7 separate regions of the Homo sapiens genome follow, and all the other regions are linked to region 4. The links are chromatin contacts, found by Hi-C or POLR2A ChIA-PET in ENCODE. All regions are on one chromosome and are shown on one strand. The core of a region is the stretch at or near the end of the contact, and the rest is flanking DNA. Distances in the headings are between cores, read along the strand shown.

The links. A loop is a pair of places that touch in the nucleus more often than their neighbours do. ChIA-PET counts read pairs that join two places held with the same protein, here RNA polymerase II (POLR2A). Pooled maps may share reads with other maps.
Region 1: a map of CD8-positive, alpha-beta T cell shows a loop between it and region 4 (12-fold over the local background). The contact joins the enhancer-like site here to the promoter of YPEL5 in region 4. A Hi-C loop is called at or near these places in 2 of 168 maps with a recorded cell type or tissue (CD8-positive, alpha-beta T cell and naive thymus-derived CD4-positive, alpha-beta T cell) and 7 of 50 pooled maps. POLR2A ChIA-PET finds 5 or more read pairs at or near these places in 1 of 52 experiments (activated T-cell).
Region 2: a map of B cell shows a loop between it and region 4 (36-fold over the local background). The contact joins the promoter of TRMT61B here to the promoter of YPEL5 in region 4. A Hi-C loop is called at or near these places in 1 of 168 maps with a recorded cell type or tissue (B cell), 1 of 37 single-sample maps with no recorded cell type and 11 of 50 pooled maps. POLR2A ChIA-PET finds 5 or more read pairs at or near these places in 4 of 52 experiments (CD4-positive, alpha-beta T cell, CD4-positive, alpha-beta memory T cell, activated T-cell and 1 more).
Region 3: a pooled map shows a loop between it and region 4 (5-fold over the local background). The contact joins the enhancer-like site here to the promoter of YPEL5 in region 4. A Hi-C loop is called at or near these places in 4 of 168 maps with a recorded cell type or tissue (CD4-positive, alpha-beta memory T cell, CD8-positive, alpha-beta T cell and naive thymus-derived CD4-positive, alpha-beta T cell) and 9 of 50 pooled maps. POLR2A ChIA-PET finds 5 or more read pairs at or near these places in 5 of 52 experiments (CD4-positive, alpha-beta T cell, CD4-positive, alpha-beta memory T cell, activated CD4-positive, alpha-beta T cell and 2 more).
Region 5: a pooled map shows a loop between it and region 4 (9-fold over the local background). The contact joins the promoter of SPDYA here to the promoter of YPEL5 in region 4. A Hi-C loop is called at or near these places in 6 of 50 pooled maps. POLR2A ChIA-PET finds 5 or more read pairs at or near these places in 2 of 52 experiments (HEK293 and PC-3).
Region 6: a loop to region 4 is called in a map of naive thymus-derived CD4-positive, alpha-beta T cell, with 24 times the contacts of the local background. The contact joins the promoter of PPP1CB-DT here to the promoter of YPEL5 in region 4. A Hi-C loop is called at or near these places in 2 of 168 maps with a recorded cell type or tissue (CD4-positive, alpha-beta memory T cell and naive thymus-derived CD4-positive, alpha-beta T cell), 4 of 37 single-sample maps with no recorded cell type and 13 of 50 pooled maps.
Region 7: a map of B cell shows a loop between it and region 4 (15-fold over the local background). The contact joins the promoter of FOSL2 here to the promoter of YPEL5 in region 4. A Hi-C loop is called at or near these places in 3 of 168 maps with a recorded cell type or tissue (B cell, naive thymus-derived CD4-positive, alpha-beta T cell and natural killer cell), 3 of 37 single-sample maps with no recorded cell type and 9 of 50 pooled maps. POLR2A ChIA-PET finds 5 or more read pairs at or near these places in 1 of 52 experiments (HepG2).

Annotation. Positions count from the first base shown.
Region 1 is chr2:28,619,356-28,623,034 of GRCh38, forward strand. PLB1 (phospholipase B1) reads left to right here. Exons shown (of 58, transcript NM_153021.5): 47 at 910-977; 48 at 1,245-1,288; 49 at 1,524-1,623. Among named protein-coding and RNA genes, the nearest start is that of PLB1, 130 kb to the left of the region's middle. RefSeq lists an enhancer at 2,435-2,524. Within about 2 kb of position 2,341, at least 34 of the 41 ENCODE cell types and tissues checked have a DNase peak (open chromatin) inside an H3K27ac peak, as active enhancers do; they include CD8-positive, alpha-beta T cell, where a contact is called at or near this core.
Region 2 is chr2:28,868,744-28,872,281 of GRCh38, forward strand. It overlaps TRMT61B (tRNA methyltransferase 61B), which reads right to left and starts at 1,566. Exons shown (of 7, transcript NM_017910.4): 1 at 836-1,566. The coding sequence starts at 1,534. RefSeq lists enhancers at 1-75, 76-590, 1,220-1,744, 1,359-1,528, 1,759-1,908.
Region 3 is chr2:28,998,796-29,002,143 of GRCh38, forward strand. It overlaps TOGARAM2 (TOG array regulator of axonemal microtubules 2), which reads left to right. Exons shown (of 20, transcript NM_199280.4): 4 at 386-673. Among named protein-coding and RNA genes, the nearest start is that of TOGARAM2, 19 kb to the left of the region's middle. Within about 2 kb of position 1,861, at least 6 of the 41 ENCODE cell types and tissues checked have a DNase peak (open chromatin) inside an H3K27ac peak, as active enhancers do; they include CD4-positive, alpha-beta T cell and CD8-positive, alpha-beta T cell, where a contact is called at or near this core.
Region 4 is chr2:30,145,732-30,149,452 of GRCh38, forward strand. YPEL5 (yippee like 5) reads left to right here and starts at 1,276. Exons shown (of 3, transcript NM_016061.3): 1 at 1,276-1,331. RefSeq lists silencers at 880-1,459, 1,490-1,659, 1,950-2,389.
Region 5 is chr2:28,809,083-28,812,625 of GRCh38, forward strand. It overlaps SPDYA (speedy/RINGO cell cycle regulator family member A), which reads left to right and starts at 1,752. Exons shown (of 8, transcript NM_182756.4): 1 at 1,752-1,865. RefSeq lists silencers at 1,353-1,502, 1,533-1,782.
Region 6 is chr2:28,750,506-28,753,776 of GRCh38, forward strand. PPP1CB-DT (PPP1CB divergent transcript) reads right to left here and starts at 1,251. Exons shown (of 5, transcript XR_007086259.1): 1 at 1,138-1,251. PPP1CB (protein phosphatase 1 catalytic subunit beta) reads left to right here and starts at 1,325. Exons shown (of 8, transcript NM_002709.3): 1 at 1,325-1,671. The coding sequence starts at 1,620. RefSeq lists enhancers at 738-947, 1,251-1,895 and silencers at 1,078-1,267, 1,758-1,977.
Region 7 is chr2:28,391,364-28,395,121 of GRCh38, forward strand. FOSL2 (FOS like 2, AP-1 transcription factor subunit) reads left to right here and starts at 1,495. Exons shown (of 4, transcript NM_005253.4): 1 at 1,495-2,459. The coding sequence starts at 2,358. It overlaps FOSL2-AS1 (FOSL2 antisense RNA 1), which reads right to left and starts at 3,309. Exons shown (of 2, transcript NR_103831.1): 1 at 3,185-3,309. RefSeq lists silencers at 712-1,831, 2,318-2,494 and enhancers at 1,525-2,456, 2,612-3,112, 3,113-3,613.

The sequences.
Region 1 (3,679 bases), core at 1,091-3,590, 1.5 Mb before region 4:
TATGAGTCTGTTCACCACTAATGAGCTCTGGTGGTATTTGCATGTGGGTGAGGAGGGAGTGTGGAATCTGTGGCAAGGGGCAGGATTCTTAAGGTAGGGGTAGATTATTCGTTTGTTTAAATATTTGTATCATTTCACATCTGTTACTTTTGTAAATTTCAAGGTTTTGTTTTTTTTTTTTTTTTTAAGACAGGGCATTTAGAGAAAGCTGTATAGAGGAGATAGGAACTGATGAGGGTCTTAGAGAACGAATTTGGAAATGTAAGCTGCTGGAAAGGAGGGAGTTCAGCATTCCATGAGGGTATGGGAGTGGGTGGTAATGGGGTAGACCAGCTCAAGGCCCTCAGGCTTCCAAAATAATGGCAGGTAATTAGCTTAGCCCTGAAGATTTGTGTGGACTGGGAAGGAGGGAGCAAACAAGGGTAAGGAAAGTAGAAACCAGATTATGGTGACCTCAGAAGATTGGTGGTGGGATTTGGCTTTAATCTTGAAGGTAAGGGAGACTCATTGAAGGGTCAGGGCTGGGGTTGGGGAACATGAAGAAAGAGGCATGTGCAGGAGTAACAGAAACTGGAGTCAGTTCACTCAGGCAGGAGGCCAGCGTATTGCCCGTGGCAGGGAGGTGAGGGTCTCAGTTAGGAACACGGCAAAGGGAACAGAAAGAAAGGGGCGGGTGCTAGGGAGAGTGGAAAGGAGGAACCAACAGGACTTGGTTACTGGCTGTAGGTAAAGAACTGAGGAGAAGAATGTATCAAGACCACTCCAAGTTTAATATGGCCTGGAGAAAAGCCGGTACTATTTTTAGAAAAGGCAAATCCAGGTCCTAGCTGCTACCCCAGGGCCAGAGGAGGCTCTTCCAGTGCCCTCAGCCTATACCCCAGCCCTGAACTTTCTTTTTGCTTTTTACAGACAGCAGTGGGAGCTCGACCAAACAACTCCAGTGACCTACCCACATCTTGGAGGGGACTCTCTTGGAGGTGAGGATGTTCTTGATGCATGCTCTATTGATGATGCTCTCTCAGAGAGGTGTGAGTAGTGTGTTTCCTGTCACCCCTCCAGGGATGCAGTTGGGTCCCCAGGTCCCAGCGCTGAGACAGGAGACTCAATGCTTGCATTACCCCTGAGGGTGATGGGAGAGACGCCCCAGGGGCCCAGAACCCGGTTCCGGTTCTGGCTTGTGCATATGTTGACACAGGGAGCAGCATGTTGGTGTGAGTTTAACAAATATGCTTTCTCCTCCCCAGCATTGGAGGGGATGGGAACTTGGAGACTCACACCACACTGCCCAGTAAGTAGCAGCCCAGAGAGGCACCATCACTGTGGCCGTCCTCCCTGGGGCCAGGGCCTTCCTGCTGGAGGAGGGGAAGAGGAGGTTATCTGCAAGAAGGGAAGTCAGCCAGCCCTGAAAAGCCCCAGAACTCCTGTGTCCCACCCATGTCCCCACCCTGCATGCTCATCTCAGTTACTGTGAGGGTCCTGCAGGCTCTCACCTGTGCTCTTCTCCTCCTCCTCCTCCTCTAAAGACATTCTGAAGAAGTTCAACCCTTACCTCCTTGGCTTCTCTACCAGCACCTGGGAGGGGACAGCAGGACTAAATGTGGCAGCGGAAGGGGCCAGAGCTAGGTGAGTAGATGCCGTACAGGAGGGCGAGTGGAAGGCAAGACTGAGACATCAGGGTGGGAAACCGGAGGAGAGGAGGGTGGTGTCCAGAAGCCTGGTCCCAGGGGCAATAGCAGCTGTGCAGGACTTTCTATGTGAATTATCTCCTGAGATCCTCACACCCTTGGACAGGGGCACTGAGGCTTATAAGCTTTCCAGAACCACCAAGATTATCCAGCAAGTTATCAGAGGAGGCAGGATCAGACCATGCCTGAATCAGGAGCCTTTGCTCTGACCACTGTGCTATTACCGCCTCTCCAGGGCAGCAGGAGGCGCACATCTGCCCTGGACCCGGGCGCTGTCCCTGCTGGCTCCAGCTCCACCTCCTGCCCAGCAGGTCAAACGTGCAGGGTGGCTCTCAGCACCTCGACAACTGAGTGCATGACCCGGGGGATAGCTGCCCTTTCTCTCTCCCCACCTCACTTCAGTCTTTGGCTCTGAAAAAGCTATATTCTGACACTAGGGAGTTAGATGTCAGGGCCCCCAAAACAGCATGGTGGCTGTTTGTTTTCACTGGGATTTCTGTTGTTGACAACAACTCAGATAATTAAAGCTGAAATGCCTGACCAGGCTCATTGATTTTCTGCATGGAGCGTGCTGGGTGTATGCCTTGTAGAAGGATCACTATGCTCCGATCACCAGGGAAACGACACTGGCTTGACTCACTCTGTTTACAGGGAATGTTCCTTTCAGAAGTGGTAACGTGGGCCCCATGCTCTGTTTGAGTCTCTAAGCCACAGGAAGCGATGTCAGTTCCTCAACGTCACGAGCAGGAAGAAATTATTTTTCTGCAAAAACTGGGCTTTATGAGGTCATTATAGCAACATCTAATTACTGTTATTATTGTTATTATCATCATCATTTTGTTGTTCTTGTACAGTACAGGCTTCATTTTCCAGGAGGTGATTTCTCACTCTGTTGACAATCAAGCCCCTTCTTCCTTTCTCACTTCACTTCTCTTATTGCCTTTTCTATTTTACCGCTGCTCAGCTCCTCTGCCAGATGAAGTCAGTGGCCAGGGAAGTAGTTGAGAACATGGGGCTCCTTGTGGGTATCTCTGATGTCCAATGTTAGGGGAAAGGAAAGTAATCCATTGACTTAAGAAAGGGAGGTTGGATAATTGCTCTATAACTTTCCTTTATCTCTATTCTGTTGTTTATTAGCATAGATACAGATGAGTTCACCTAAAGAGAAACATACAAACCATAGCAGAACACCTAATATCATAGGGTGTGGGATCAGATCATTCGTGTCTACATTCCAGCTCCAAGGCTTGCTAGCTGTGTGACCTTGGGCAAGTTGCCTAGCATCTCTGAGTCTGTTTCTTCAGCAATAAATAGGGATAATAATAGTACTTCTCAGGGTTGTCATAAGGATTAAATGAGATAAATAATCCGTGAAAAGAATGTAGTACCACACATAATACCCACCAAAAAAGCAGTACAGTACAAATGTACCAAAAGTTTGCCATTTAATAATGGATCTTCAGTTTCAAAGTTTTTTTCATCTAACTTTCCTTCCATCAACCAATAAGAATTCATTGAACACCTGCAAAAGAGTGAACCCTAAGGTGGTTACTAAAAGATACAAAGGGCCAGGCATGGTGACTCACACCTGTAATCCCAGCACATTGAGGGCCGAGGTAGGTGGATCACCTGAGGTCAGGAGTTCAAGACCAGCTTGGCCAACATGGTGAAACCCCATCTCTACTAAAATCAAAAATTAGCTGGGTGTGATGGTACACGCCTGTAATCCCAGCTACTCGGGAGGCTGAGGCAGGAGAATCACTTGAACCCAGGAAGTGGAGGCTGCAGTGAGCCAAGATCGTGCCATTGCACTCCAGCCCGGATAACAAGAATGAATCTCCATCTCCAAAAATAATAATAATTAAAAATAAATAAAAGATACAAAGGAATCAAAAGATGAACTCCCTGGCCACGAAGAGCTTGCACTCTAGGTAAGGAGGCTAAACAAATGGGAAATAACTTTCTGAAAAAGACAATGCTGGGTATGGCAACAA
Region 2 (3,538 bases), core at 316-2,815, 1.3 Mb before region 4:
GTGGCTCCCGCCTGTAATCCCAGCACTGGGAGGCCGAGGTGGGCGGATCACTTGAGGCCACGAGTTGAAGACCAGCCTGGGCAATAAGGCGAAACCCCGTCTCTACAAAAATTAGCCCGGGGTGGTGGTGCATGCCTGTAGTCCCAGGTACTCAGGAGGCTGTGGTGGGAGAATCGCTTGAACCCGGGAGGCAGAGGTTGCAGGGAGCCAAGATCGCAACACTGCACTCCAGCCTGGATGACAGAGTGAGAACTTGTCTTAAAAAAAAGACTGAAACTAGGCTTTAGGCAGTTAACTTTTTAATAAAGAATAGTCATTTTATGTTTGGTGTTGAATGTTAGCTATTGTAATATAAAACTCTATTTCTTCCCTAAAAGGGGAAAAGCACCGTAATGTACCTATTGTTAATATACTCTTGTAACATGATTATTGAATATTAAAATATCATCATAGTAGTACTAAAAAATTGTTCCCTAAGAGTTCAACATTCTCTTGAGTCCTGAAGTTATAAACTTAAGAGTAATGGGGAACAAAATTAGTACTTATTATGTACGTAGTGAGTTCACATCACCCTAACAGAAAGTTGAGCTATTATCCACATTTTACAAATAAGGGACTCGAGACTCCTAAGTTAAAATTAAAATCTAGCCGTTCCCTAATGCTAATTTTCATCATGATATGTAAAAGTTATAACCATTGGTTTATTTTAAAAGCCTGAGTACAATAAAAAATCCAAACGTTCTGAGATGTCTTTGAATACATTAATCAGGACTGAGTACTGCATCTGTCTTTGCCCCTCCTGAAACCAATACACACCTTATCTCCATCGCATTACCTTTGGGAATGTTATGGCAGTCCCTCTTTTCATCAATACTACATAGTCTTCCAAGGCTGGCCTCCTCAGCATGTACTGCTTACCGAAGGAACTCCTCAGTATCTGGCCGGGGAACTTCCCCACGATCTTGCCGAACGGGACTGCCCCCCAGTTACTATTTAAGAGTCCGAAGTTGTTCAACCTAAATAATTTCTTAAATTTTGTTTCTCCCTCCCCAGTCTCAGCTAAAATCAGTTCCCCAGCCTGAAAGGGTCTCTCTCTGGAAGTTGAACAAGAAGGGGAGACGTGACGCTCTTCGACCTCGGTAGCGGACTGGGCCTGCGAGAGCATCGAAGGATCCTCGGATCCCTGGTGTGTGGGACCGCACCGGCCCTGGTCTCCGCTCGAGTCCTCGAGCTCTCGAGGGGATGACTCTTCCCGCAGCGTCGGCAGTCTGAGGTTTTCCAGTGACGAAAGACATCCAGTCCCAATGTCCGAGATGCTCAGAGGGAGAGATGGGCAAGACTCTGCTCCTGGGGCTTTCCTTTGTGCCGCCTCGTGCTCTCTTTCTCCATCTCGCAGGTCTCTAGGCGAGGACCTGCAACACAGTGACCGAGCTCCCTCGAAGGGCTCCTGCCCCAGGCCGTGCAGGAATGAATTGGTTCCGAGCCCCTGCCGCAGGCACAGCAAGACAGGACCGCGGCACCATGCCATTAGCATAGTGTTTCGCGAAGGCGCCGTCGCAGACGAGTGACGCAAGCCTAGCGCGACCCCTTCTTTCCCAGTCGCGCGCATGGCGCAGCAGCCCGATGGCTCTGCAGCTGCGTGGGGCTCTACAGCTCCGCGACTGCGCCTGCGTCGGGGAGGGGGCGGTGCGCTAGGTCAAGCTAGGGCGCGGGAGCAGCGGAGTCCTGGTTGAGTGACCATCCAAGGAATATGTCCTCGCGCGCGGCCGCCGTTTTCCTTTTCGGAATGTGGGTAAAGAATTTACCGCTAACAGACGACCTCCAGGTTCGCTCTTGGACAGCAAGATTGAGAGACAAAACTTAACAAAGCGCTGTGCAAACTGAAATCCCAGGCTTAGCTCGCTTGTGTCTTGAACACGGAAGTCACCTAGTCACCCACAAGATGTATGAGTACAGCTAACCCCCAGATGCATTTGACAGACGGCGTGGGACGCGCCACTTGCTGATTGGCTCTCCTTTCCCAGTTGACCGCGACATCCCCCAGCCCCAACTCCCTTTTGATGGGGCTGTGACCACCTGCCGGTCCCCTCACCCACCCCTCACGCCCGGAGAGTCCGAGGTTGATTCGAGTACTCACTATGTGCTTATGTAACACATGTTTTCATTATTAAAATATAACTAGTTTACCCTCCCAAAACGAAATAGAAGTGTCTTAAAATGGAAACAGGTATCTTTGGAGGCCAGAGTTATTTAGCGTTAAATATCACTAGCCTCCCAGCATTTTGGGAAGCCGACCGAGGCAAGCGGCTCATTTGAGGTCAGGAGTTCGGGACCAGCCTGGCAAATGTGGTGAAACCCCGTCTCTACTAAAAATACAAAAATTAGCTGGGCGTGGAGGCACGCACCTGTAATCCCAGCTACTCGGGAGGCTGAGGCAGGAGAAGCGCTTGAACCCGGGAGGCAGACGTTGCAGTGAGCTGAGATCTCGGCACTGCACTCCAGCCTGGGCGACTGAGCAAAACTCCTCTCGGGGGAAAAAAATTAGTCGGGCGCGATGGTGCACGCCTGTAATACCAGCTACAAGGGAGGCTGAGGCATGAGAATAGCTTGAACCCAGGAGGCGGAGGTTGCAGCGGGCCAAGATCGAGCTACCACTGCACTCCAGCCTGCGCGACACAGCAAAACTCTGTCTCAAAAAAAAAAGAAAAATCGCTAGCCTCTTTGCTGGATATTAGTTGACTGGGCAAAAGTTTATTGAGAGTCTGGCAATACGAGGCACGTTAGACACTCATTTAAGTTTCCAACAATTCTGTGTTAGAAACAAATCCATTTTATGAGTAAAAGAACTGGCCCAGGGAGATTAAATAATTTGGGGAAACCAGGAGTGGTGGCTCACACCTGTAACCCCAACACTTTGGGAGACCCAGGCCAGAGGATTGCTTGAGCCCAGGATTTCAAGACCCACGTGCAACATAATAATAATAAGTTGGTCAAGATGCATAGCTGACAAGTGGCATTGCAGAGTTTCCTATTTAGTCAGTCTGGTTCAGCAGCCCATGCTCTTTGTACTGTAACACCGTTTGGAAAGACTGGTCAACAGCACAGTTGAACTTAAAGTCCAAGTATATTCAAAGGGCTGTGAAGTCAATGTGAATTCTGTTTAAATTTGATGAAATAAATCTTGTTATTCTTTTTTTTTTTTTTTATTTGAGACAGAGTCTTGCTCTTGTTGCCCAGGCTGGAGTGCAATGACACGATCTTGGCTCACTGCAACCTCTGCCTCCTGGGTTCAAGCGATTCTCCTGCCTCAGCCTCCCGAGTAGCTGGGGTTACAGGCACCTGCCACCATGCCAGGCTAATTTTTGTATTTTTAGTAGAGACTCGGTTTCACCATGTTGGCCAGGCTGGTCTCGAACTCCTGACCTCATGATCCACCCGCCTCGGCCTCCCAAAGTGCTGGGATTACAGGCATGAGCCACCGCGCCTGGCCGTTATTACTTTCTAAGACATAAATTAATACTTTCTAATCAGTACTTTC
Region 3 (3,348 bases), core at 611-3,110, 1.1 Mb before region 4:
TTCCTCCTTGTAGTCTGTGCTTGGCATAGGTCAGTGCTCGGGGATCTGATGACTTTGTTGGACCCTGGAGATTGGTGGATGGTGGTCCCTGGGCAGACGACCTTCCCTATGATTCACGGCCTCTTGTCTGTGCTGCCATAGGACTGCCTGTGGATTCCCCCTTTTGTCCTGAGCACCTTGTGGCATGGGTCTTGTGAAGATTAGGTGCTTCAGAGACACTGTCGAATGAATGACTCGTCCCCAGGAGTGACTGAAACATTAAATGACTGGGTTTCACCAGGCAAGTGGCTGCCTGTTAGAAGGAAGCAATGTCAAGGAGCTTGCTGGTGCCTGGTGCCACCCTGGGTACTGCGTGCCAAGCCATTCACACCTCTGTCCCCCTCAGGTTCTCTCCAGCCTGAGCCAAGAGCCCTGCTGAACAACGAGGAACCGTCACAGCTCCTGCGTGGACTCGGACAGCTGGGTGGCCTCAAGCTGGACACCCCTTCCAAGGGCTGGCAGGCAAGGAATGGTCACCCCAGGAACCTCAGGGCCTTGTCTTTGGGGGACCAGCCCCTGGTGCTCCTCCCTTCTCCGGAGTCAGAGGCCAACAGCGTGGCCAGGGACACCATCCAGATTAAGGACAAGCTCAAGAAAAGGAGGCTCTCAGAGGGCTTGGCAGCGTCTTCCCGAGGTGAGCACTGGCCCCTGCCCACCCCTCACCCACCCACTTCCAGGTCAAGGGCCGCAGGCCTCCAGGGCTGTGAGGGTCAGCAGGCTTCCAGGTGGCATGCTGGGATGCCCTGGGGGTGATCGGTGGGTACATACCAGGTACCTTCTCTATGGCTTCAGCGACCTCCTTGGAGCTGAGCCTCCCTCCCGGGCTCTGCAGTGCTTCCCGACTGGCCTCTTCATTCCCACCCTTGCGCCTTCTAGTCTTGCTCCAGAAGGATCCTTTTAAGCAAATGTTCTTCCCATTTCCACCAACTATGCTCAAAATCAGCCAGTAGGTTTTGGATGTGCTTAGACTAAGATCCCAAATGTTCCCTTATGCACAAGACCTTCTGGCCCTGGCCTCACCCCAACTGTGTCACTCTCTGCCTTCGGTCTCTGCTGTCCAGGGCCTGGGGCTTGTGGGCTCTTTCCTGCCTGAGGTTTAGAGCCACTGCTCCTCCCCCACCCCTCCTCCGTTTCCCACTCAGAAAATCCCCACCCAGCCTCCCTTCTTGGCTTCAAAGCCCTCCTCAAAGAGGCCTCCTTGACTCCCCAATGTGAGTTTGCCCCTTAGGATGCTCTCCAATAATGCCCTATCATTTTTTTCCTTCAGTTCTTTTCATGGTTTGCATTTATATTTTTACTTTTGTGACTATTTAAAACCTGAATCTTGCATGTAATTGTCAGCTCCAAGAGGGCAGTGACTGAGATCTCGGTGTGAGGCACAGTCGCTTGGCAGCTAGGAGGCTCTCAAGAAACGTTTGTTGAGCAGATGAACAAGGGATTCAACAGCAGGCACTTTATACTGTCTCTCATCTGTGTGGTGGACAAGCCAAGTTCAAATCTTAGCCCCGATACTCACTGGCTCTGGGGCCTTGGGCAGGTCGGTAACATTTCAGGCCTCGATTTCCTCCTCTGTGGAATGGGGACACTATTAATAATACTTCTGTGTTACTGTGGGGGTTTAATGAAAACTTGTACACAGAATTCTCAACACCTGGCATATGGGAAGAACTTAATACATTGTTACTATTTTCCTTCCTTCTCTCCTCTTCTGGGTGAATCATACGGGCTCTTTTCAGCGGAATGAACTCTTGGGTAACAAGAGCAATAAGAAGTCTTGAGGTCTTAGGAAGAAAGGGGAAGTGCTCTCAAGAGGCACGTGGTTGCTGCCGTCAAGCCTGGGGTTGTGGTTGGCTGTTCTTCCCCTCCCCTGTGCAGACTGCTCCACCTGCTGAGCCTCTCCCTGGAGCCGTGGGGTGTCTCCAGCTCCCGGGGAGCCCAGGACAATGCCAGGGAGCCTCTGGGAGGAATTGTCCTGGCTGCACATTATGGAGGCAGAAGGTGGGGTTGGAATGCCCGAGAAGCTTCCTTAGAACTTCCAGTAGGTACAACTCCTAGAGCTGCCAGACCAACAACTCTCTCCCTTAGGGGCTTGAAGCCCTTTTCTAGATATTTCATTTCTTTTTTACAAAGTTCCAGCATAGGGAAAAAAAGAATGGAGTTGTTCTACCTAATGTTCTGATGGGCAGTGACCTATAGACTTATCAGGCCCCTCAGCAAGCATGGAGGGCCGGGGATCTCTGGCCCCCGGGCAGTGCTGGGGCTGCTCTGGCCCCTGCATTGAGGCTGAGTTGACTCCTCTGTGCCCTGACCCAGCTGGGGCTCAAGGTGGCCCGGCAAGTGGCACAGTCTCCACTTGACCACACCCCTTCTTTTCCATCCTTTCAGCTCCCCACAGGCTAACCACAACACAACAGTGCTCCAAGACAGAACAGAACCAGCACCGGAAGCCAGGAGGGGAGCGAGTGTGCAGGAACAGAGATGATATTTTGACTTGGCTGGTTTATTTTTTTTTAATTTTTTTTTTCTGGAACAGAGTCTCGCTCTGTCACCCAGGCTGGAGTGCAGTGGTGCGATTTTGGCTCACTGCAACCTCTGGGTTCAAGTGATTCTCCTGCCTCAGTCTCCTGAGTTGCTGGGATTACAGACAACCACCACTAGGCCCAGCTAATCTTTTTTTTTTTTTTGAGACCGAGTCTTGCTCTGTTGCCCAGTCTAGAGTGCAGTGGTGCGATCTCGGCTCACCGCAACCTCCACCTCCCAGGTTCAAGCGATTCTCCTGCCTCAGCCTCCCCGGTAGCTGGGACTACAGGCATGTGCCACCACGCCCGGCTAATTTTTAGTAGAGATGGGGTTTCACCATGTTGGCCAGGCTGGTCTTGAACTTCTGACCTCCAGTGATCCTCCCGTTCTCGGCCTCCCAAAGTGTGTGGGATTACAGGCGTGAGCCACTGCGCCTGGCCTGACTTGGCTGTTTTGATGCAGTGGTTTTGTTGAGGCCAGAATGAAAGTTAAAATGCTAGTCTTTTTTTTTTTTTTATTCCTCATCACTGATATTTACAAAGATAACCCTGAGCTCTTGGCCCAACCCAGTGCTTCTTGCCCTGTGCCTTTGCCTGAGGCATGGCTGTGGGGTGAGATGGGGTGGGGCACAGGGCGCTGAAGATGTCTGTTGGGCACCTAAAGCATTCAGAGGGGAGCTGGAAGTGTGGCGGTCTGTCTTAGACTATGTTAGCTGTGTCAAAACAGCTACGCCCCACATCACCAGCCGAAAAGGAAGGGGAAACAGTGGCAGGTACTTGCCTGGCATCT
Region 4 (3,721 bases), core at 26-2,525:
CGTCTGAAACAAACAAACAAAAAAACTTATCTCCTGGAAAACTCACTTATTAAAAGATAACTAGTCCTTTTGCCTTTGATGCTCAGGTAAACTTCAGACGAACTAAATGAAAATACTTGTGGATTTGGGGATGAGCGGGAGTCAAGTGCTAGAATTTGCTTAGCAGCTTCTCTTCCACCAATAATGACTTTAAACATGTTGCAAACTAGCCCCAAATGCTAACCTACATTTTTAATCTGAGAGGTATGCGTCATCAAATATTTTGGTTTTATCCCGAAAGTCAGCTAACAGAGATGTAAGTACCTGGGCAACTCTAATGGAATGAGAAGCAACATCTTCCATCTTAAGCATTGATAAGGGTTAAGGGAACAGCTGCTCTTTGCAATGAACAAATCTCACTCTCTGAGGCAGAAATTCGCCATATAGAAGACTGAATTTCTTCATCTTTTTGAGAATCATTTCCACTACCCAGAAAAAACATTCAAATGAGTTGTAAATAAAGTCAAGCGCAGTTGAAAAATCCTGTATCCACAGATGTTTCTTAGGAGTGCCTATGCGCTTAGACTCGAGGGCTAGGGGTTTGAAAGCAAAAGGCAGCCCTCTACCAGGGGTGGTCGGGGAAACGGCCTCCAAGAAACGAATTACACGGTGCACTTTAGTTACCTAGGCAGCTGTTTGTCTAGGAAACAGCTTATTGTTTTCATTTGTCATCACCGCGGCTCACTAGGTATCAGGAAGCTCGGCTCCAGCCGCTACCTGGTGACGCTAATGACGTGCGATGTCTCGCAGCTGCCGCAATTAGACAGGCCAAGCCTTCGCCTTTAAGAAGCTGACTCACGTGGATGCTGTGTTGTGTGCGCTCAGCTGAAAGGGGGAGGTGGGTCCCCAGACTGACTACATTGGCCGCCTCGAGAGAAGGGGCAGAGTTAGCCTCTTTGATTGGCTGTACGAGTCCGAGGTGCTGGGTCAGGGGCGGGGCGAGCTGTCGCAAGCCTGCCCTGGGTCTGCGGCTTCTGAGAGGGGTGGGCCGCGAAGCGGAGGGGTGCGGGAGTGGGGGAGGGTGAGCCAGAGAAGGGGCGGGGCCCCGCGAAAAAGGCAGGAGGCCGAGGACAGGGGCGGGGCCTAGAAATAAAGGGCGTTCTGGGCCAACCGGGAGAGCTGACTGCGGGGGGGCGGAGCCACGCCGGGTGACTGACGTTGAGGCCCAACCAGGGAGAGGCGGGGCCAAGGCCAGGGCCTGACTAAACCTGGAGACTCGGGTGGCCGAGGGGCTTCATACCAGCTGAAGAGCGACAAGCCGCTGGCAGCCGCGGATCTCACCGCCGCTCAGGGTGAGTCCCGCGGGAGGGGCTGGACTCGGGGCCGGTGGGGACTGAGGCGCCCGTTCGGGTCGGGCGGCTTCGAGGCACTCGGGAATCGGCCCAGGGTGGGGGGCCCAGGCAGGAAGTGCCTCTTCCTCGCCGCGCTCTTCCCGGGGTCCCAGAGCGGCCGCCCCAGATCCTTCAGGGTGGGCCCCGGCGCTGGGACCGCGGGCGGACGCGCGGGGCTGTTTGCTCTTTGTGAGGCCTGGCGCGGCGGCCGCCGTCGGCCCGCCCCCGCCGCGCAGCCGGGCGACCGGTGCGACAACAGCCGCAACCCCTCCGCGCGGCGCCCGCGCCTCCGCCCCGTTTCCCCGTCGCGTCCTCCGAGGCCCGCCGCCGAGGCCCACGGCGCCCCCTGGGCGGACGGTCTGGCCGCGACCCCCAACCCGCCGCGCCGCGCCGCGGCTGCCCCGCCCCCACCCGTCGCATAGTCGGGGGCGCGCCCGGTCTCCGCCCCGAATCCAAGTCGGAACTTGACCGAGTTGTTTGGGCCGCGATGACCGCACGGCGTGAACCGTCCTGAGCAGGGCCCACGCCCGGCCCAAGCGGCCCAGCCACCGGGCTGGGGCGGTGTCTCCCTTTGCCCCCTCCCCCCCATGAACGTCCGCCTCCCCCGCCCTCCTGCCCAGAGGACCCGGGACTGACAGCGCAGGGTGACGGTTGGGCAGCCCGCCGGGTGTCGGGACCAAGAGAGCCCCCCGGCCACCCGCTCAGCTGTTTCCTGCTCGTGTTTGTTGTGCCGAGGGAGGCCCCGCCGCCACCGCCGCCGCCGCGCTCTGCCGCCCCGGTCCCTCCCGATTGGCCGGCTGGCGTCACGTGGCCTCCATCAGCTGGGCCGGCGGGGGCGCTCGCGGGCCCCACTGCGGCTGCCGGGTGAGCCCACCCGGGGGTCGCCCGGGCCGGCCCAGCTCCGCCAGCTTCGGGCTGCGGCCTTCCCTCCGCTTGCAGTCGGGAGGGTGGGCGTGCCCTTGCAACCCCTTTCCTGTACCTTCTCTGCAGGTAGATGGGACAAATGAGTGTCCGGATCAGCGGGAGTGGGAAATTGAAATACTACAAAGATCTGTTTAATCCTGATACCAACTAATCTCCCTTTCAAGGGAGAGTCTGGGAAGCTGTACAGCTCATTTATTTTTAAACTTTTTCTGTTTACAGAGATCTGTTGGTAATCTGAGGATTTTTATTCTACGTCGTCTTGACAGATGGAAAACCTGAAGTAACTTCGGGCTAACCTTGTGTTTTTGGAAAATTAGTAGACTTGGTGGTGAAGAAACTGGGAGGAGTAGGATATTAGCTAACTTTGCATAGCCACATATAGAGCGTCGCAGCTGCATTCCACCAAAGAGGAACCAAAAGGCCTGTGGTGTTCCCAGGGTACATATTCATGCCAGAAGTGAAGTGCTTTGGTGAATTCGTTTCCTGAAAGTTTATCGCATACTTGTACTGGGTTAGGTAAGAAGTAAAGTACAAAGAATTTAGAATAGTTTCTCTAGAAGCTTATAACTTAATCAAAAGTCGTGGACAAAGTCGAGCAATAATTTTAGCAAGTTATGAGACGTTAGTAAAATATATGTAGCTTGGAAAATAATGTTACCTGGTTGGATCATTGCGAACTTTTCTCTAGACTAATTTCCCTTTTCTGTTTTCTATTTAAGTAATGAGAAAAATAAACAGGTTTAGAAAAAAGTGAAAGGAAATAAGGCCAAAAATTATGAAAAGAAGTAATTAAAGCAGCTACTACCCTCTGAAAAACAGTCCACGAGACATGAAGGTAGTCCTAGGTATATGTGTGCCTAAAATATCATTCTAGGTTTAATGGTGAATAACTATAGAGATCAGTGTCAGTTTTAAGATAATCCTGTGTAGTAATGTCAGTGTAATGCAGGAACTGAACCTTAGCTAGACCTGAAGTTGCTACTTGACACTTGAGTCGGGAAGCCAGACAGGTAAATTACACGTCAATCCATCTAGTTAGAGGCTTTTGGTATTGCATCACAACAAACGAGACCATGAAATTGTCTTGCTAGGGTTTAGCGGGGGATGACCAACTCAGATTGTGCACTAACACACAAGGTTTCCTGAGTGAAATGACTAGTCTTATTTTCTAATATTTAAATATAAGTGTTATTGAAATATAGTGAACTTGAAAGTCATCTAACAAAACAGGAAAAAATAAGGCATTATTGAGGGGGGAGAACAAAAATATATCCTTAAAACGTACTGCAAATGAAGACCTGATTCCACAACAGGACATCATTTGACACAGCAAAGTAAACTGGTCACGTACTGCAAGAGGAAAGCAGAGCTTGCTTGTGTCACTGAAAACTTAGCTTGTTATATATTTTGCACAAAAATTGGAAAGT
Region 5 (3,543 bases), core at 502-3,001, 1.3 Mb before region 4:
GAAGTCAAAACTTAAGCAATAAGCTGCTTCCCTGATAGCTTAATGAATATTTATGTGTATTTGCTGGCTTTTATATGCAAATTTTACATGTTTCCTTTGTAAAGATTTTGGGATCCTAAAGAACCTTCTCATAACTGTACTTTGTGCGTTATACAGCCACTTGCATTTCCTTCATGGCACAACTCACTGTGCCTTGTATTTTAGTTGTGTCCATATCTGTCTAGCTTGGAAGCTCTAGAAAGGTAAGGCCATGTTGTCTTCATCATTGTGGTACTTGCCATGCCTCTGTGTTTTTCATGTAGCGGACATTAATTGTTCAGTAAATATTTTATACTCGAGGCTGGAAATTAATCATCACAACACCGGTACCTTGCAAAAACAAGGGGAAGAGCAGAGAGAAGTCAGGAAGGATCCTTAGGGAAAAGCTAGAGGAATGAAGCTTGAAGCAGCCATTTTCCTCAAGATTTTCACAACCAGTTGATGCTTCTTGGCCCATTCTCCCATTTATAGGCCAGGGAGAAAGAGTCAAGGGCATGTGTAAGGAAAAATAAGTTCCCAGTTGGCCCCCTCCTCGTACTTGTAGGTGAATTTGTCATTATTGTGCTGTGTGTGGAAGCACAAGAAGGAAGGAATTAACTCGTTCTTCAGAACTGCTGATTGAGGAGCTATTTGCTGGAAGTACCACAAGTAGGCAGAGCCAGGTTGCCTTTTAAGAGTAATCATTGTATTAGCCAAAAAATCTGGAAGCAATCCAAATATTGAAATGACTTAAATGGTCCATCCACTCTGGAATATTATGCAGTCATTGAAAACGTTTCGAAAGACTAGCAACATGAAAAAAGCCGTGATATGGAGACCAAAAAAAAAAAAAAAAGATTTACACTGGGTGTGGTGGCTTAGGATTGTAATCCCAGTGGGAGGATTGCCTGAGTTCAGTTCAAGGCCAGCCTGGGCCACATAGGACTCTGCTCTACAAGGCATGTTTAAAAATTAGGCGGGCGTGGCGGCACCTGTGGTCCCAGCTACTTAGGAGGCTGAGGCGGGAGAACTGCTTGAACCCGGGAGGCAGAGGTATGCAGTGAGCCGAGATCGTGCCACTGCTCCAGCCTGGGCGACAGAGCGGGACTCAGTCTCAAAAAGAAAGAAAAAGCCGGTTATACCTTAGGAGGGACATAAGGAAAGGATGGGATCAAAAAGCTGTTTAGAATTCTTTTTATTTGTTCATTCAACATGCATGTATTAAGCACCCACGTAGTCAAAGGCTAGGACAAAGCCAAAAAGATTACTGCTGCAGATTCACAGTTACAATAGAATGGCCCCTTCTCACAAGAAGCCACCGTATTCACACGTTGTGCTTTTCTCAGTTCAAGCGGCCTCTTCCTTTTGAGTAACCAGGGTAACCACGCTGTGCCCGCGTGTGCCGGGCGGGGAGGGGAGGCCGCAGCCCCAGCCCCGGGGGCCTGGTTGTCTAATCGAAGGGAAGTAAACGGCCCCAACGCAAGCCTGACTGCGAGACGTGCCCAAGGGAGGTAGGTCGAATGAAGAGGGTTGTGTGAGTTTTGCGCGGGCAGGCGGGATAACGGAGGAGGGAGGCCCGCGGCCGAGGCTCGGGCGGGCGGGGGGCAGGGAGGGGCGGGGTTCGCCGGCGCGCACTCCCAGGCAGGCCCCGCCCCCTCGGCCGGCTGTGCGCGCTGATTGGCCCCTGCCGGCCTCGCGCTCCCTCGCTCCGGGTTGGCGGGAGACCTTAGAGCGGGTACCGCTGCTGGCTAGCGACCGACGAGCAACCGTCTGAGGCCAGGAGCGCTGCGACGGAGCCTTGACCGCCGTTGCCCGGCCCTCTCCCGCGCAGCCCCGGGCTTCCGCAGGTACCTGTGCTCGCCCCCGGGAAGGGGCCTCGCAGGCGAATCTCCAGTTTCGAGTGTGCCCGGTCCCTGGGTTCGCTCGCCGGCGACCCCACCGCCCGCCTTAGATGAGAAGGCAGCGCTCCAGCCTCGTCCTCACGCCGCCTCCCGTGGGCGCCCTCAGCTGCCTTCGCGGCGACGACACACGCGCTCCCCGCAGCGGGCTCTGGGCTGAGGGACCTGGCGAGGGAGGCAGTGGCCGCGCAGGTTGGGGCTTTGGCCGCCCTCCGCCCGGCGGCGTAGCGGGTGAAGGTTCCAGGGGAAGGACGGGCAGGGCCGATACCGGAGGCTGCTCCCGAAGCTCGGCCGTCTGCTCGGAGGGAGGGCCCTGGGCAGGCGCTCCCGTCTCCACGTGTGCCTGCCGCCTTTATTGTGGGAGGAATGGAGATTTGGGGGGTCTTTTTGATAAATCCTACCTCCTTATGTCCCATTAAACACCTCTTTTTGTCCCCAAGATCGTCTGCCCCAGAATTTTGAGATCTGAGCTGCTGTGTCTCAGTACCAGGCCCGTAGCTCATTTCTCAGAATTCACGAAGATTCTCTTACATGACATCCAGTAGGACTGGAGGGCCCCTAGCCTCAATCTTTTAAAAAGCCTTATGCCGAGTTGGGCGAATCCTTGAGGCCAGGATTCGAGAGCAGCCCACAGCGAAAACCCCGTCTCTACAAAAAAATAATGAAAAAAAAAATTAACCGGGCATGGTGGTGCGCACTTGTAATCCCAGCTACTTGGGAGGCTGAGGCGGGAGAATCGCTTGAACCCTGGAAGCGGAGGTTGCAGTGAGCTAAAACCCGTCTCTACAAAAAATAACTTAAAAAAAAAGTATCCTGGCATGGTGGCGGGCGCCTGTAATCCCAGCTCCTCGGGAGGCTGAGGCGGGAGAATCGCTTGAACCCGGGAGGCAGAGGTGGCAGTGATCCGAGATCGCCTTATAGCTGGGGTTAGCTGGTTTTGTTTTCTTGGCAAGGTGACGATAAGTAATACTGGAGTGCTTACTATGTGTCAAGTGTTTTACACATGATTTTATTTAATATTTAAAACTGATTTACTGGTTAAAGAATATGGGACTTTGATGTCAGTTCTGCATTCAAATTCTAGCTTTATCACTTACTATGAGCCTTTGGGAAATTTCTTAACTTCTTTAAGCCTCAAATTTCTTATCTAGAAAATAAGGATAAAATAATACCTACCACACAGAGATGTTTTGAGAATTAAATGAGATAATGCATGTAACACATTCATCAGTGTCTGGCACATATTCTCTGTGTGTGACTGCATTCATAAGGAAGTTAAGGCTTACTTGCCTGTCCTGACTGAGTTGCCAATGGATATTGCTATTAGGTTTTTCATATAGGCAAATGAATCCCCAGACAACTTCTGCTTGTTTCATATTATGGCTGGGAACCACCACCCTTTATATCACCCCCCAGAGAAGAGGTTATTTCAGATGCCTCTAGAATTTTTGTGATTTACTTACCAAAAAAAAAAGAAAGAAAGAAAGAAAGAAAATCCCAAACATCCTATTCAAGTATGAATCCTGGTATGATTTTTTTAATGTTCATGGAGTCCATATAAAAATTCACTGAAGGAGGCCGAGCATGGTGTCTCACGCCTGTAATCCCAGCGCTTTGGGAGGCCGAG
Region 6 (3,271 bases), core at 1-2,500, 1.4 Mb before region 4:
TCAGCATCTCAGCCCACATTCACGGAGAGGGAGAATATAGCAATTGTTAAGAATGCAGACTCTAGCACTGCATGCTCTGCTGTTTATTTGTGTTATTTGGGCTAGGTTTTTTAACCGTCTGTGCCTCGGTGAATCCCATCTACAAAGTAGAGATAATAATAGTACCTACCTCACAGGGCAGTTGTAAGGATTAAATGAGGTAACCCGGGTGTAACATTTAAAACAGTGGCAGAGTACATACAGGGATCTGAACAAATGTTAGCTACTATTAGTGATATGTGAGTGGGGGAAGCACACTGCCTTGGACTTGAGGCAATATCAAGTCTGAGTTTCTGGAAAAACACTTGTGGAATAAGTAAGGGCTGGCCACCTCCTAAAACCGGACAAAAGATCTGGCTTGCCTAGATCCTTAGCGTGACTGCTTCTCCTCCTGCCTTTCTAGAGGCAGTATTACGTGATGGAAATACTTGGTGGGTGCTGTGGGCACAAAGATAAGTTAATGTGTTTTTATTCCCTAGGAGCTGAGTCGAGAGTAGGAGAAAAATGCATAAATAATTACCAGGTAGGATGATTAAGCAATATACTGGAGGCAGCAACAGAAACACACCGTGGAAAAAAAATACCCACGGCGTGGATGAAGATATGAGATGTGTGAAAGCGCTAGACACAGGCAGCCACCTGCACCCATGTAAAATTGGATTATTGCTGACTCCTACAAGGCCCACTTTAACGCTTCTTTCAACCAGAATCCCTGCAGAACTAATTTTGTAGAACCGCCGGGGATAAAGACCTTTATTTGCAATGTCGAACTCCAGCAGAGTAACCCCTTTTGCTTTCCACACGCGCAAACCCGGGTCCCAAACGCTGCAGTTCGCGTTTCCCGGCTAACGGAAGAAACACGAGGAACTGTTTGCAGATCTAGGGGATGAAGCCAAAAAACGGAAAGCGAGGCCGAAAGGGCGCAACCACCACGTCTGGAGGAGGCCAGTGAAGTAGAGAAAGGGGAAGGTCAGCCCTGCCCCAGCGCGCTCTGCGTAACCGGGACTTCCTCCGCGCGGCAAAGCCGGGGAACCTCCCTGGCGCCTGCGCCACCGTGGCGAGACTCGGCGCCGTGGACGTGGAGAGAGGGCGACGCACCTGCGCGAAGACGGCAGCGGGAGAAGCCGCTCCAGTGCGGTTGCGCGGCGGCCCAGGCGTCGAGGGGAGCCTCGGCGGGGAGCGCACCGCGCGCCTGCGCGGAGAGCTGCGTGACGCGGCGGCGCGCAAGGGACGTGCGGAGTGAGTGGCGCTGCGGGTGGGGCCGTCGGCGGCGCTGGTGAGCTTTGCGGAGCTGGGCGGTGCCGAGGAGGAGGAGGTGGCGGCCTGGGTCTGACGCGGCCCTGTTCGAGGGGGCCTCTCTTGTTTATTTATTTATTTTCCGTGGGTGCCTCCGAGTGTGCGCGCGCTCTCGCTACCCGGCGGGGAGGGGGTGGGGGGAGGGCCCGGGAAAAGGGGGAGTTGGAGCCGGGGTCGAAACGCCGCGTGACTTGTAGGTGAGAGAACGCCGAGCCGTCGCCGCAGCCTCCGCCGCCGAGAAGCCCTTGTTCCCGCTGCTGGGAAGGAGAGTCTGTGCCGACAAGATGGCGGACGGGGAGCTGAACGTGGACAGCCTCATCACCCGGCTGCTGGAGGGTGAGTGCGCGCCTGGCCGCGGGACAGAGGGAGGTCGGGCACCGCCGCCGACCCCTGCGTCCCCGTCTGCCGCCGGAACGCGAGGGGACCCCTTTCCCGCCCCGAGACGAGTCTCTGGGAGCGCGGCGCGGCGGACGAACCGAGGAGGGGGCGAGGAGGCTCTGGGCGCGGGGGAGCGGCCTCTGGGAGCGCGGTCAGGGGAGATCGGGGGAGAGGGGGCCGTTCCCGCGGACCCTCGGGGGCCAGGCCCGCCGGCCGAAGGCTGTGCGGAGCGGGTCTGCGGGAGACAGCCTTTCGGAAAGGCCGCCGGGCTCCGCGCGCCGTGGTGCTCGCCTCCGGTGACCCGAGGATGGGGAGAGGATGCCTGCCACTGGGCTTTGTGCGTCCGTGGAATCACTGTTCTTCTCTGTTCTCTTTGTGCATTGCCCTTGGCTGCCTCCGATTGTCGTTCCGGGAGTGAATTTTACGTATATATATATAAACCTGTCCTTAACAGGACTGCTTCGTCTGCTCTGCATTTTTACACAATGCTATATAGAATGGATTCTTCTTAAAGAGAGGATAAAATTAGCGGGAATTAATCTACCGTTTGTTACTTGGCCTAAAAAAATTGTAAGACAAGATATTTGATCAGGTTGAAGATGCACCTAAGAAATGTGATGTATGTAGATGGGTTTGCTGAAGGGATTGGCTTTTGCATTTGATTTGAGCAGAGCTTAATTTCTGCACAAACTTAGTGAAAATCTATTTTTAAAGCCTGTCTTGTATTCGAAAGGTATTTGTAGGTCTACGCAGCATTTGAACTTTCCGGGCTCAAGTGTTCTTATTGAATAGTTTTATGTTGGTGGGAAGGCAAGGGGGGAAAACGAAGAGGTGGACTAGCCGGGAGTTAAATGTATTGATTCATTGCAGGATATTATTCAAAGTTAAATGCAGTCTTCTGCCAAACAGTCCCTCTACCCTAAAGTTTTCGTCATCAATAATTGTTTTGTGAGTGTGTAGAAAAGCCTTTAATCCTTTTTAAACAATTTAGAGGCCTCTTTGTTAGCCGCCGTCCAGCGATTGCATATGTACTGTTTGCTTTCAAATTACCTTAAGATAATTGCTAGAGTGAAGCAGTATGTACTTATATTTGGAAAATCATCAAAGAATATTGTAATGGGGGAGGGGTAATTCCTTTTTCTCAAAGTATGTGTCGGTATCTCAAACCCAAGTTCTGTGAGTACCTGTTCTGTAACTAAATACTGTGTATTTGCTCCAGATGTGAAAGCCATCCAGCAGTCTTAAGACTGAATAGGAAGCAAAAGTTTTACCAGGAACTCTTATTTACCTTTTCCTTTACTATCAAGTTATTCCTGGGAGGCCCCCTGGTGCCTGCAGTCAGTGTTCACTACCTAAGACTTTGTTTCAGATGTGAACATCTTGCTGGGTCTTTGAGAAATTTGCTTTGAAAATAATTGTATTTTGTAACTGTTTTATGAGGGAAATACAGTTAATTTAAAAATGTGTATGTCTTGTTTACATTTGGGAAGTAGAGGCCTACTCCTTTTTATTTTTTTTTTATTTTTATTTTTTGAGACGGAGTCTCACTCTGTCGCCC
Region 7 (3,758 bases), core at 245-2,744, 1.8 Mb before region 4:
AAGTTGTGTGACGGTGCACAGCGAGTTGTCAGCAATGGACTCTCAACACCTCTTAACATTGGGTCCTCATAAGGACCCTGTGGGGTACAGATGGCTGGCGCTACTTAAGAATTGGGTAAACTGAGGCTAACACAGACCCTGGACCAAAACCTAAGTTCCCTGACTTCCGCTACAGTACTTCTCCATTCACACACACCATCATCTCAGCGGAAGGATTGGAGCTCCAGAGCAGAGAAGGGCCTAAGGTCATGTCTCCAAACTCCTTCACTTTATAGGAGGAAACTGAGGCCCAGAGAGGTTAAGGAATTCGTCCAAGATCTCACAGCTCGTAAATAGCGTAGCCGGGCGTTCCTGCTCTAAGGTCTGTGCTCTGTACCCTGCGCCGCGCCCCTCCCAGCCCCGCCCAGCGAGGGAGGAGGACCCAAATGTCCGGCAACCCGCGCCCTGAACTTCGCTCCAAAACAGCTGAAGACGACAACGTTGGGGCACACCCTCTCGCTGGCTTTTTTTTTTTTTTTTTAATTCGTAACAGTCTGGAGTTTGCTTATAAACGCCCGATTACTCTTATTAGATGCGTCCTAATTGCCCGGCGTATAGGGCGGCCGGAATGTCTTGACTGGTTAATTTCATCTTCAAGGCTACTCCTAACGAATTAACTGTAGGACCGAAAACATGAAAAACAAAAAACAAAAAGGGAACCGGTAGGCAGACCGCCACGGAGGGAAAAATAGGCAGGCCAGCCCCGCCCGGCGCCGTGCCCCGCCAACACCCGGCCGCAGGGCGGCGCGGGCACCCTGCGCGCCCGGGGCGCCCGCTGCACTCGGCGGCGCCGCGGAGGGCGCCTACGACCGCGCGCAGCCGCGCCCTCCCTGCGAGCGGCTCTGCGCGCCCGGCTCCCGGCCTCCCGGTGGCGCCGCACCGAACCGCCCGTCTCGCCGTCAGGGCTGTGATTATTTTCTAAAATCCGGAGGCGAGACCCGCGCGGCCGCTCTCGGGGCCCCGCCCCGAGCCCCTTCCCAGGGCGGGGGAGAGGCCGCAGCGCACTCGGGAGCGGGCGAGGGAATCCCTCTCCCTCCACGTCACCCGAAAGCGAGGAAACCCGCACTCGCGTCCTCTAACGCAAATGACCATCTTTGGCAACGTGCGCCAATGGAACAGACCAAGGGCGCTGGGCCCGGGGGGTGAGCGGGGGACTGGGGAGGGCCGGGGCTGCCTCGGCGCCTCCGAACCGTGCGTGGCGCCCGCTCCCGCCCGTGCCACCGCCTGGCTTCCTCGCGCGGGGTGCGCGGTTGGCGTCAGCGCGGCCGGGAGCCGGGGCTGGGAGGGGAGAGCTGCGCCCGCCTCCTCCCCTCCCGCGCCTCTTCCTCCTCCGCGGCCTCCTCCCCCCGCCTCCTCGTGCGCTCCTCCCTGCAAGGTGGAGTCTGGGGTTGACGTGAGTGAATCCACATGGTACAGGGCTGGAGAATAAAGAGTGTGAGTTGAACTCGTGCCATTGTAGTGACTCATCTCGGGCAGAGCGCTAGGGCTCCGAGCGAACCAGCGAGCGAGCGAACGAGCGGCGCTCGGCGGGGACAGAAAGAGGGAGAGAGAGAGAGAGAGAGAGGGAGAGGCGCGGCCGGGCGAGGCGGGCCCGTCCGGGAGCGGGCTCCGGGGAAGGGGTGCGGGTCTGGGCGCCGGAGCGGGGAGCGGGGCCGCGTCCCTCTCAGCGCCAGCTCTACTTGAGCCCCACGAGCCGCTGTCCCCCTGGCGCGCTCGGGGCCGCGGGACGGGCGCACGCCGCCTTCTCCTAGTCAAGTATCCGAGCCGCCCCGAAACTCGGGCGGCGAGTCGGCCACGGGAAGTTTATTCTCCGGCTCCTTTTCTAAAAGGAAGAAACAGAAGTTTCTCCCAGCGGACAGCTTTTCTTTCCGCCTTTTTGGCCCTGTCTGAAATCGGGGGTCCCCAGGGCTGGCAGGCCAGGCTCGCTGGGCTCCTAATCTTTTTTTTAATTTCCAATTTTTGATTGGGCCGTGGGTCCCCGCTGAGCTCCGGCTGCGCGCGGGGGCGGGAGGGCGCGCGCAGGGGAGGGACCGAGAGACGCGCCGACTTTTTAGAGGGAGGGATCGGGTGGACAACTGGTCCCGCGGCGCTCGCAGAGCCGGAAAGAAGTGCTGTAAGGGACGCTCGGGGGACGCTGTTCCTGAGGTGTCGCCGCCTCCCTGTCCTCGCCCTCCGCGGTGGGGGAGAAACCCAGGAGCGAAGCCCAGAGCCCGCGGCGCGGCCGGCGGACGAACGAGCGCGCAGCAGCCGGTGCGCGGCCGCGGCGAGGGCGGGGGAAGAAAAACACCCTGTTTCCTCTCCGGCCCCCACCGCGGATCATGTACCAGGATTATCCCGGGAACTTTGACACCTCGTCCCGGGGCAGCAGCGGCTCTCCTGCGCACGCCGAGTCCTACTCCAGCGGCGGCGGCGGCCAGCAGGTAGGTGCGGGCCCCGGTGCACCTGGCGGCGCGGGCGGACCCCTGCCCTCTTCTCGCCGCCACTGCCTCTTTTGCTTTCTTTTCTTTTTCTTGGCGAGAAAATACCTACGGGCCACCGTTGTAAGTTCTGGATTTTCGTCCTCCCCTTCCCCCCCACCCCCTTTTAAACTAGGGGATTGGAGAGTGGGCTTGAAGAGACAACATGCCCTTTTCCTCTCACGTTATATTTTACCCAGATAGACTCCTGGAATTGTAGGCCCCCTACCAGGAGCCTGTTACCTCCTTCCAAGAACTACTCCCCCTCCCCAGTGTCTGCCCCCCCCCCCCCACCCCTGCCCCGCGTCTTCTCTCTGGGTGGTGGACAGACAAGAAAATCTTTGCACCCACTGGCACCTCTCGACATCCTGGGACCCTATTCCTTCAGGAAAGCCCTCTCTCTCTCCTCCCCGTTCTCCATCAGTCATAACTCCTTTCTGAAAGGGGTTGGGGACCCAGAAACATGGTTGGACTCCTTCAAGTAATCTGGAGCGAGGGCGAGGGCTGCCGCTCTGGGAATCAGGTGCGAAGGTCAGGAAGGAAGAAGCCAGCCTTGGTTGGCTCATGCCGCCTGTGTGCCCCCTGCCTGCCTGCCTGCCCCCCCGCCGACCCGTCTTCTGTAAGGATCACGGACAGGAGGCTGCACTGCCCCCCAGGAACGAAGGAGCACCTTGAGGGTCTGGGGGTACCTGGAGCAAGGAGACCGGCAGAGGGAAGAGGGGGTCGGGTGGGGGAAGAGACATCACGCAGGCTCCTGGGTGGTTCTGGAAGCAGAAAACAACTTGTTTCTAAAGCAGCCGGACTGGTTTGCACTGGAGGGATTGTGCGTGTGATCTCTGTGTTTATAAATACCAGGAAGGTGCTGTTGGCGGGGGGGTGCTGATGGCGTGTCTGCCCTCTGCTGCAGCTCCCCCACCCGCTCTGTCTCGAGAGAGAGCTGGGTTAACGCAGGCCCAATACAACATGAAGCCCACCGTGGTCAGCATCTGTGGAGTCTAGCATAGTTGGCTGCAGCAAGGGATGCTCATGCTCCATAAGGCGGTGGCCTTGGCCTCTAGAAGGGGCTAGGGTGGGCTTCCAGGGAGGGGTGGACTCAGCTGGAAAGAATTTTGGAACGTGGCTCTCTTTTGGATCTGATGGGGGGGTCCCTTGTTCCAAAGTGATTCCCTATACCTGGTGAGTCCCCAAAATGGCTTTTCTGTCTTCCCTCTGCCTCCCATGGTGCTCCTATAAGCACCCACAGTAGAGACAGCCTAGTCTGTT